Regions from separate parts of the Homo sapiens genome. Here region 2 is linked to region 1. The links are chromatin loops, found by intact Hi-C in ENCODE. Cell type or tissue: PC-3. All regions are shown on one strand. Each heading gives the region's core, and the rest is flanking DNA. Links, peaks and the distances in the headings are about the cores only.

What was found. A loop is a pair of places that touch in the nucleus more often than their neighbours do. Peaks named below come from ENCODE experiments on the same cell type or tissue, not always from the same donor. Only the 100,000 strongest peaks of a DNase experiment are listed, where the experiment ranks them.
Region 2: a loop joins it to region 1, with 2.3 times the contacts of the local background. A loop is called at or near these places in 2 of 110 quality-filtered maps.

Annotation. Positions count from the first base shown.
Region 1 is chr9:132,672,392-132,674,891 of GRCh38, forward strand. All of the region lies in intron 1 of GTF3C4 (general transcription factor IIIC subunit 4), which reads left to right. Among named protein-coding and RNA genes, the nearest start is that of GTF3C4, 3.2 kb to the left of the region's middle. RefSeq lists an enhancer at 1,176-1,225. In PC-3, for the core only: CTCF peaks have their summits at 51 and 1,139; DNase peaks (open chromatin) are centred at 170 and 1,160; H3K4me3 peaks cover 1,861 bases; H3K27ac peaks cover 1,072 bases.
Region 2 is chr9:132,622,679-132,630,871 of GRCh38, forward strand. It overlaps DDX31 (DEAD-box helicase 31), which reads right to left. Exons shown (of 20, transcript NM_022779.9): 16 at 7,586-7,725; 17 at 2,986-3,067. Among named protein-coding and RNA genes, the nearest start is that of DDX31, 43 kb to the right of the region's middle. In PC-3, for the core only: no CTCF peak of the experiment used is centred there; a DNase peak (open chromatin) is centred at 4,653; H3K27ac peaks cover 2,500 bases.

The sequences.
Region 1 (2,500 bases), core at 1-2,500:
GCAGTCCTAAAGAAGGTAGTGTTTGGTTTGTAAGAGGAAGGAAGGAAAGGGCATTCCAGGCGGCAGGAATGAGGCATTCATCCCATGTGCATACACGTTTAAGTCATGAACATAATTAATTATTGTTTGTATAATGACGGATCAGTACATGAGCTCAAGTAGGTCTTCTAGAGAGTCCGAGAAAGTAAGATGAGACCAGTTTGTGGACTTGGAAGGTCGGTATGAGGAAGTTGGCTTCAATCTAGGAAGTCTTTAAGATGCTGTTACAGTTTCATTAGCATAGAGTGACCTGCTGTGGTTCAGGAACATTACTGGATAGAGGCAAGAAGATGATTGTTGTGATCAGTGTAAAATAAAAGTGAAGAGACTGGGCTTTGGCACAAGATAGGCCTATCTATAAAAGGGGGATAATGAAGCGTTGTTTAGGTTTTTTGGAAGATTAAACACACATAATCACTTGGCCCAGTTCTTGGCACGCTGTAAATGCTCAAGGTGAAAATATAATGAGTTGGGCCGGGCGCGGTGGCTCACGCCTGTAATCCCAGCACTTTGGGAGGCCGAGGCGAGCGGATCACGAGGTCAGGAGATCGAGACCATCCTGGCTAACACAGTGAAACCCCGTTTCTACTAAAAATACAAAAAATTAGCCGGGCGTGGTGGCGGGCGCCTGTAGTCCTAGCTACTGGGAGGCTGAGGCAGGAGAATGGCGTGAATCCGGGAGGCGGAGCTTGCTATGAGCCAAGATTGCGCCACTGTACTCCAGCCTGGGCGACAGAGCCAGACTCCGTCTCAAAAAAAAAGAAAGAAAATATAATGCAGTTATACAGGTATGAAGGAGTAGGAGTCTGGATTAATGTCGTGGTTGTGGACATGAGTATTCTGATAAAATTTTGACTGTCATTTTGCCTCAGTTAACATTTACCACAACTGCTAACTAGTAACAGGAAATCCTTATATAGCTCTCTTATAGTTGACAAATGGCTTCTATGAAATTAATTAGTAACATCTTCCCCTTCTGTACTGTTGTTTTTTTTTTAATATGCACATCACATAAACCATCAGTCATTTAGCAGTCTTTTTAGACTGATTGAAGTGAATGAATGCTGAGTTGACCCTGCAGTTCTACAAGAGCCCTCTGTGGGTTAAAACTGGTGTGACGGTAGGAATGTAAAGAAGTCTGTGTCAGCACTTTGATGACTCCACCCATTGGCAGTCTGTGGATTTAAATCTGCTCGGTGCCGTGCAGCATGCCTTCGCGCTAACCTAAATGGTGGACAGTCTGCAGCGCAGATGACAGTTTTAGTGTAGCACTGTTAGAAAGCTAGGTACTAAACACCTTTGAAGCTTTTGCTCTATAATTCTGTTATTTAGATTATGAATTTGCAGGAAAATCTGCAGTTATGTAATAGTTCAGACATTAATTATCAGCTGTTTTATAAGATTGTATGATATAAAGGTGGACAGTATAAATCTGAAAAGCAATGAAATAGTGATTTAAGAATGTCAGAATTGTTTTTCCCATTGGACTACTGATTTAGTGACTCATCTAGTGAGACATTTGTGTATAGTTCCAAATTCTGATAATATTTGTGTACCGAATTGTATTGTGCATCAATTGTTAGGAGCCTTAGAAAGTATTAACTTCATCTGCTACATTAAGTTAAATAACTGTTGCCTGTCTTTGGACTCTATTACCTGTCCTCAAGAAGCTTACTGTCTAAAAGCTTCAAGTGAATTTTTGTCAGGTGCTTACAAAATGCCTAACAGTTAGTATTAAAAGTATTTGCCATTAAAAGTGATGGTGAAAACCGCAATTACTTTTGCACCAACCTAATAGTGGTCAACTGGAAACTGGATGGTGTACAATTAAATGATTGGCTGCGGGCAGGCCTCTGGGAGCTGGACTTTTTAAGTATACTCCTTGGGCATCTGAATACTTGATTTGTTAACAGTTTTGTGATAGGGAGAGTTGGAGGGAGGTTCAGTAGTCTAGTTGAAACATATGTCAGAAATTGCTACACAAAACCCTAAGACTTTTTCCTACCAGTCAAGATCTGTACTGCTCTCCATCCTGTCAAGAATTCTTCCCACAATGAGTAGGACCAAGGGTTGCTTAAGCTTCCTTTATTTCATCCCGTGCTGCTGCTTTGGGTTACCAATCCTGTGAGTTTACTTCTACAGTAGCTTTTATTTGTAGCAAATTTAACCTATTCTAAGGAGTATTGCTTAGTTCACAGTATTAAAGGATTTGATGAACAATTTTATATCTACCTTTCATTTGGTACACAACTTTATGTCTACCTTGCATTTTTGCATACTTTTATTAGCATTAAATATCTTATTAACATTTACTTAAGGCTGAGTGCTGTGGCTCACACCTGTAATCCCAACACTTTGGAAGGCCAAGGCCGGAGGATCGCTTGAGCCCAGGAGTTAAAGACCAGCCTGGGCAACAGAGAGAGACCGCATCTCTACAAAAAATTTTAAAAATTAGCCAGGC
Region 2 (8,193 bases), core at 3,154-5,653, 47 kb before region 1:
CTTTATTTCTAGAGAGCTGGCAGATGCTAATGTTCCACTTATTATGATACAGCAAAAAAGGGCACTGGGATTCATGTCCCTGAGTCTGGGCTTTAATTCCACATCTGCTACTAACTTGTATGACTACAAATAATCCTGATAGTTACAGTAATAATAAAAAATGCCCTTTGGGCCGCGTGTGGTGGCTCATGCTTGTAATCCCAGCACTTTGGGAGGCCAAGATGGGCAGATCACCTGAGGTCAGGAGTTTGAGGCCAGCCTGGCCAAGATGGTGAAACCCCGTCTCTACTAAAAATACAAAAGTTAGCCGGGCATGGTGGTGTGTGTCTGTAATCGAGCTACTTGGGAGGCTGAGGCAGGAGAATCGGTGGAACCCAGGAGGCAGAGGTTGCAATAAGCTGAGGTCACGCCAGTGCATTCCAGCCTGGGAGACACAGCAAGACTCCATCTCAAAAAAAAAAAAAGCCCTTTGGTCCTATGTTTTATACTTGGGACTCCAGGACTATTTCCCACACAATCCTCTGACGTCCTTAAAAGAACACTATTTTATCTCAACTTTACGTGCGAAGAAACTGAGGCTTAGAAAGGTCCAGTCCAGGCCGGGTGCAGTGGCTCATGCCTGTAATCCCAGCACTTTGGGAGGCTGAGGCGGGCGGATCACAAAGTCAAGAGATTGAGACCATCCTGGCCAACATAGTGAAACCCCGTCTCTACTAAAAATACGAAAATTAGGTGGGCATGGTGGCATGCGCCTGTATTCCCAGCTACTTGGGAGGCTGAGGCAGAACTGCTTGAACCTGGGAGGCAGAGGTTGTAGTGAGCCAAGATCGTGCCACTGTACTCCAGCCTGGCGATAGAGCGAGACTCCATCTCAAAAAAAAAAAAAAAAAGAAAAAAAAAAGAAAAAAGAAAAAAGAAAGGTCCGATCACAGGCTGGTGACAGATGAGGAACGTGACCCTGAGGCGTGCTCTTAGCCACTCTGCTACACTGCCTCTCCGAAAAGAAACTAAGGCTTAGAGAGGTCCAGTCCCTGCCCAAGGTCACACACTGGTGACAGATGAGGAACATGACCCTAAGGCCATGCTCTTAGCCACTCTGCTACACTGCCTCCTCCAACAGATCCACATCTGCTCCCTGCTGATCCCACAGAGCTGCCCTGGAGCCATAATGAAGTATCTGGGGGAACATTAAAAAAGAAACCAAAAGGCCGGCTACGGTGGCTCACACCTGTAATCCCAGCACTTTGGGAGACCAAGGCGGGTGAATCATGGGGTCAGGAGTTCGAGACCAGCCTGACCAACATGGTGAAACCCTGTCTCTACTAAAAATACGAAAAAATTAGCTGGGCGTGGTGGCATGTGCCTGTAGTCCCAGCTGCTCAAGAGGCTGAGGCAGAAGAATCACTCGAACCTGGGAGGCAGGGGTTGCAGTGAGCCAAGATCGCGCCATTGCACTCCAGCATGGGCGACAGAGCGAGACTCCGTCTCAAAAAAAAAAAAAAAAAAAAAAAAAAAGAAGAAACCAAAAAAGCCCCTTAACTAGAATTTATGATAGTTCCAAAAGAACGGAAGTGTGCCAAGACCAATGAAGATCTGTCTGGTCACAGGTCAACACCCCTAATAACAAACTTAATAAAGGGTGGTCCAGAGGCTTACGAGTCTTATATGAAGTACTGACTTGCTTAAAGTAACCTGATGACCAATGGAGTCTTTAACAGCTTTTATTGTTCACAGGGATCTTTGCTGTGGTTGATCAAATTTCACCTCTAAATATGACTAACATTTCCTTATTTAGAAAAAGACTCAATTATCTTGGTTTAGTTAATACTAATAAAGGCATATTGGTATACAGTTAAATATATGTGCTTTGAAGTTAAGACTTCAAATCCCAGAATGACTAAAGCATATTAGTGTGCCCCTGTGAAAGTTCCTTTACCTCTCTAAGTCTCAGTTTCCTCATCTATAAATTGGGGCCATCACCAACTTCTCGGATTGCTATAAGATTAAATGGGACCGTGCACATAAAGAGTGTAGCACAGTCCTAGGTTGGGAACACACACTTTGCTAATAGAGGCTATGGCTATCTCCTCTCCTGGTATTACATACATTTCCTTAGATGCTCTCTAAAACAAGAGAATTTAAGTCAGGCTCAGTGAAACGGGGTCCCTCCCTGCTCAGGGAGAATAATGATCCAAATACAGGCACATGCTAAAGCATGAAAGAAACTCTTAAGCTTGATCTATCTGGCCCTGATTTTCCAGTTCATCCTCAGGCATACAAAAACAAATGTAAAATATTCAAGTGATTAATATCTCATAGACAAAATTACATACAGCAACACTGCACCCACACACGGGAATACTGAGTAAGGGGGTGGGGTGGGGTGAGGGAATAATGGTCTAGTCGGGTGCAGCCTTAAGAGAAGGAGCAGGAAAGGGTGTCCAGGGCTGCCTGCACCTGCTCAGAATCTCCATATGGAACTGCATGGATAATAAAAATTTTTCTTCTTAATGATCTCAACTTTACTCTTCCTCTGTGGATAGCACACACACATTAAAAAATGGATGAACTAACTGTGTCTGAAAGGAGACACAGAGATACTTATTTCTTCCATGCTGTCTGGGATAGGCAGGTCTAGGCAGCCGTCCTTGCTGAGAATCTGGACAGGGACCACCGGGGCTGAGCGTGTGGCACTGCCTCCAGACTCATTCTGGCCTGGACCTCCTTTCTGGGGAGCCTGCTGCTGTCTGGCAGGCTTCCAGAATGGACCGTAGCCCACTCGCTAGATGAGAGTGGCAAACGCATCCAGAAGCAAAGACGAGGAAAAAAAAAAAACAATCAAGATTTGGCCTCATCTAATGTTCATGGTTCTTAAAATAAATGTATTGCTTGACAGAGGAAGTAACCCATACACAAAGTCTCTACTACCCCAAATCAAGTGAGTCACATCTGTTGGCAGCGAGCACAATAAATAACAAAACTCACCTGGGCTCCCCATCGTTTCCCTTTAAAACAATCATCTCTTGTCAGAACACACAAAATATCTTCCATCTTAATCTCAGAAACGCTGTAAAAGGAAGGGCACAGCAAGGTAACTTTTTGCTCTTTCAAAAACACCCAAGACCTTGATGCACAAAACTGGCCTATTCTTGAGCTAATTAGACATGAAGTAGAAGTGACACCTTCCTAGGAAAGGAAATATTTTCCTAAACCCTTAGGAATTGAGAAGGGGACCTCTATGATATTAAAGGGACAGGATGATATTCCTGACAATTTCTTTCCTCTCTGATGAATTTAAAATAGGCTACATTTAGAATTTCCTTAATAGAGATTATGTCATTATTTCTTAATAAATCTTGAATACCAAATAAGTGTGCCCACTCACTGATCCACTCCCTTGATTTGAGCAGATGATGATGAAATAGAAGCATTTTGGTCTCTTTAGTTTATACTGAAGAGGAAAAAAAAAAAAAAAAGGAAGAAAAGGGTGGCCAAACATCCTCCACTGTGGGGTAAACACCCCTGTGAGGGTAACGAGGGCACAAAGCCCTGTCCCAGCAGCACTGGCCTTTCTTCTTCTACCCTGGAGGAGCTTCACTCCCCCATCTCTTAATTACTGATGGGTGAAGACCAAAGGATCTCTAACGAAGCCGGAGCTGTGTGCCAAGCACTGAGACAAGAGCTTGGGCTTCACTCAGGAACAGAAGCCACAAGGAGCCAGAACACAACAGTCAGACCTGCCTAGCAGTGGAGTCTGGAAAGCCTCCGCTTCATCCAATCAACTGCAAGGCCACAGCATTTGAATGTAGGGAGCAAAGAGAGACTTGCGTGTCAGAGATGAAGGAAGAAACGTGAGCTGCTGAAAGGATACTTCCCAGGGAGAAAGAGAAACAGAAAGAGAAGAAGGAGTTCTGAGGGGGAAACAGATCATAAGAAGACAAATGATTTTGTTGTATGCTCTTTTTTTTTTTTGAAAATGTAACAGCAAATTAAAACATGAATGGCAACCTCTTAGGTGGGAGAAGACAATTCTCCCCCTTTCACCCAAAGGTTACTCTGACAAGGCTATGAATGAAAATGCCACGTCTCTGACAGCGATTTACCTGAAATGTGTCATCTCCCTGCACACCCCCAGCCCTCACCCCTCAGCATCCTCTCTCTGCTGCCAACTCACAGCCCTATGGATGAGTGAAGCCTTTTTACAGCAGCAAAGAGTCAACCAGAGGAGGCAGAGCATGCTCTGAAAGGGCAGGAGTCAGAGGGAGAGTGCCCTGACTTCATGGGAAATCTATTTTTCATAGGAGAGAGCAATGCATGGGTATTGAACTCGCCTCTCATTTGTGCCTGGCACCCCGAGGGAAGGTGAAAACAGAGCCCAGTCCCATCTTTTTCTTGGTCTGATTTGCTTCTATTCATCACTTTTTTCTTGAGAAAAAAAGAGGAAAAACACAAAAATAAAAGAAATGCAAGAATTTGGAGTCAAATCTTGAAGCAGAAAGAAAAGAGTAATGCCGTTTGCAGTCAGGAACAGAAAAAGCTAAATATGCCACAGAACAGTAAGGCAGTGTTCTCAAATGCGTGTGCTGATATTCCAGCCAGAGTGTGGCTCATATGCTGTGTCCACATGGCGACGTCGGGGAACCACACACCCTAAGCAAACAGGAGCTGAGAGGGAACGGGAGTGATTTACAGTTTAAAAGGGCCTTCTTCCTCTTCCTAAGAAACTGCTGCTTCTGAGGAACAAAGCAAATCTACTATGATTATTTATGGGTCCATCAACAGATCTGAATCACCTCACCTTAGTATGAAACGAGATGGATAAATAAATAAATTCAGGGAACTGTCTTATGCCTGATCTAAGAAATACACATTTTGATGAAGCATTTACATTTTAATAAACCAATGATGATTTTCATTAGAAACACATTTAAAGGGGAGGCAGAAAAAAGTTAAGAAGTTGACAAATACAAAGAAGTCAAAAGAATGCAGAAGCAAAGTTCTGAGCATCTAGACAGAGGTGGCAATGGCCCAGGAACCTGTCTCTTGCCCTGTCTGCTCCATTCAACTGCTAGGGCGAGCACCGCAGTGCTCGATCTAGGAAGGCGGGCAGCCATTTGTCGTGCTGGCCCTTGCTGCCGAGAGCCTCGGCCTGCCTTCTCCAATCTGCCCTGTGGTGCCTCAGCCCTCCCAACGCCCCTCTGCCTGGCTCTCATGTTCTCAGGCACGAAACATGCACATGCTTCCTCCTCAAAAAATATTTAGGAGTCGACCTTTTGGATTCTAGAAACTTTCCAGTCTGCTTCTTCCCACTGCGCACTTTGCAACTAGTTAATAGGGGTTTTGTTGTTGTCGTTGTTGCTGTTTTGCATTAAGTCAAAGAAACAGTTCATGTATAGATACAGCCAATGTAGGGCCTTTCCTCAAACAGAAATTGGGAAGAACAATGCATGACTGCAACGTAATAACCCAGATTCTGATGTCTGTTTAAGTTGATTACAGTGCACCCACGAGGCAGCAGCAGTCCAGGCCCAGGCCCCTCACAAGTGAGTTTTCAGAGCCGACGCCAGTGAAGTGGGGCTCATGCAAGGACCCTCCCTCCTCACGCAAATGCTCTTCCACCACCCTGCAGAGTTCCTCCCCAAAAGACCTACTTCCTCCTTTCAGAAGAGGTGGCGTTATCACTGAGTTGTCTCCTTTCTAATGCGGGATTAAAAAGGGAGTCACGTAAATGCGGGCACACTATTTTTTCCAGACAAGATCATCACAGCAGATGATGGTATTTGTTATGTCTTTAAAATATACCTGACTCCCTAATACTTCGTGCCTTTGCTAATCACTGTTTTCCCTTCTCAATTTTAGCTTTATATCTGAGCCCTTCATAGCAATCTACTTGAATGTGTTATTAGAGAAAAATGAAGAGAGCAGAGAGAGGCACCTCTGCTGTTAACTCTGGCATTAGACAATTATCATTGGGCTCTGCAACTGCTGTCACTCATTTTTCTTAGGAAGAGGTCATGTTAAAGTGAACGAGCATGGGGGAACATCCAGAGAGCTGCGGCCAGGAAGGAATGGGAAAATGGAATTTGTAGCTCTAGAATGGAAGGAAGAGGAAAAGAAGTGTGAAGCGACTGACAGGCTGTTATGGTGTGGTGACTACATTTTCTATTGTGGGGTTACAACACAAAATTCTGAAGATGCTTTCTGCATGTACACAAATTCCTATGACAGAGAAAAGCAGCCACCAGCAGCATTATGACGGGCTCCCAGCCTGTGAGAACAGGGTCAGGGAGGAAAAGGAAACTGGCTGCGCCAGCGGGCTTGCATTTTACCTTCCCCAGGGTTCCTGGTACACCCGCCCTGGTGGGTGTCAGCCTCGATGCTGAAAGGGCAGCAAAGAGAGGCCAGCCAGCCTCCAGCTGAGGGAGCTCAGAACTCAGCCGGAGAAGCAGCGCTGGGTGAAAAGTGACTGACTGATCTATATGAGACTTCTTTCACTAATAAGATACAATATGCACATCTTCCTTAACAAATAAAAACCACTCTTTCAACTGACAGATTGTGTTAAGATAAAGAACACACTGAAGAAAGGAAAACCCAAACTATTATTTTGGCCCCCTGACATTACAACCAGGAGTAGTTTCCTGCCTCCCCCAACACTGAAGGACACACAGCATGTTTTCTGAATGAGCCTCAGTCCGTAAGTGTTCACACTAACAACCTTGAAAGAGTTTTGAAAAGTCTTACTAGCATGAGAGGCAGAGTTCTGCGGATGGGAGACGGGGCAGGTGTGGTGGGGACAGCCACACACGGCTCCTGCAACTGAGTGGGCTGCACCCCACAACAGGCCCCCAGGCTGCCTGCTAGGATGTTTTCATTCCAATGAAGAACGTAGTGCTTTTTTCTAGCACTGTACTTTAGGGGAGAAAAGTGTTGCAGTTTTATTTGATGTTTTACATAAAACACAGGGCTGGGCAAGGAAAAAGAAATAAGACTATCCCATTTACAGCGAGCTGGGCTGTGTGCTCATGGCACACCAAGTCTAGAATCCAGGGCTTTACGCAGAGGTATGAGGTGCTGAACTGTGACACACAAGATGGCAGCTGAATGTCCTGGCTGTGAGTGTAGTGTGGATTTCAACTGCCTCAAAATCATTTCCCCTGGGTTCATCTTCCTGGGGGAGGGAAATTGTGTGATGAGTAAAAAGCATTATTTCTTTAAAAGACAAATCAACTTTGAAGATACAAACCATTAATTGCAAGAAATAAAAGTTGTGAATAAGAGTCCTTTCAGAAGCTGCGAAGATGGTGCACACTTATCTTGCAGCAGGAGAAACGAAACGCAGCTCTCTAAAAGAAAACCAAGTACAACACATCGTCCTATGACTTAGTCTGGCAACGCAATGAAAACTGTCATGTGCTGAGGATATTAAAGGTTTTAGTTTTTGCCACTGGCTATTCTGGGACTCATTTAGGGATCACAAGGGTTAATGGCTCTTCGTCAGCTTACAAGGCCCATTCACTGTAAAAAGCGACAGAAAGTTAATTAGGTGAGACCAGCCGAAACCCCATTCAGGTTTCTGACTCACTTGATTTTGTGAGAAGCCAACGAGTTGACATATTCTGCCTCCGAAGGAGCCAAAATGAGCAGGCTGCTCCCATGGCAGCCAATCCGGGCGGTTCTTCCAATCCGGTGGATGTATTCTGCAGGTGAAGATGGAGCGTTGTACTAAAAAGGGTAACAAAAATGAAGGCATTCATAGATCAAGGGACTGCCATTAATTGGAAGTGCAATACTCCTCACCTGCCTCCAGGTATCCCAAGAATTAAATCCTGGTGCTATGGTTACCCTAACACAATCACAAGGAGAAGTCACCCAACCCTGAAACTCCTGGCTTCATTGGAAATAACAAGGCTCCGACAAGCAAATGTGAACAGTGGCCAAGTTTCCGATAAACGAGACGTCTTCTCATCCCAGTATCTCCTTTTTAATTTTACTTCTCCACAGGTCTCTTCATTTTCTTATTTGCATCTTTTCACTGTGGTGACTGGATGAGGTGAAAATGTAGGCAGGTGGGGGTAAATTTCTCCAGGATGACCACATGACCTTGGCCTACTTCCTTGGTAGACAAGGCCACAGGGTGAGGTGTCCAGAGGACACTGGAGGGTGTAAGGATGAAGGGGCTCCCTGCTCTGT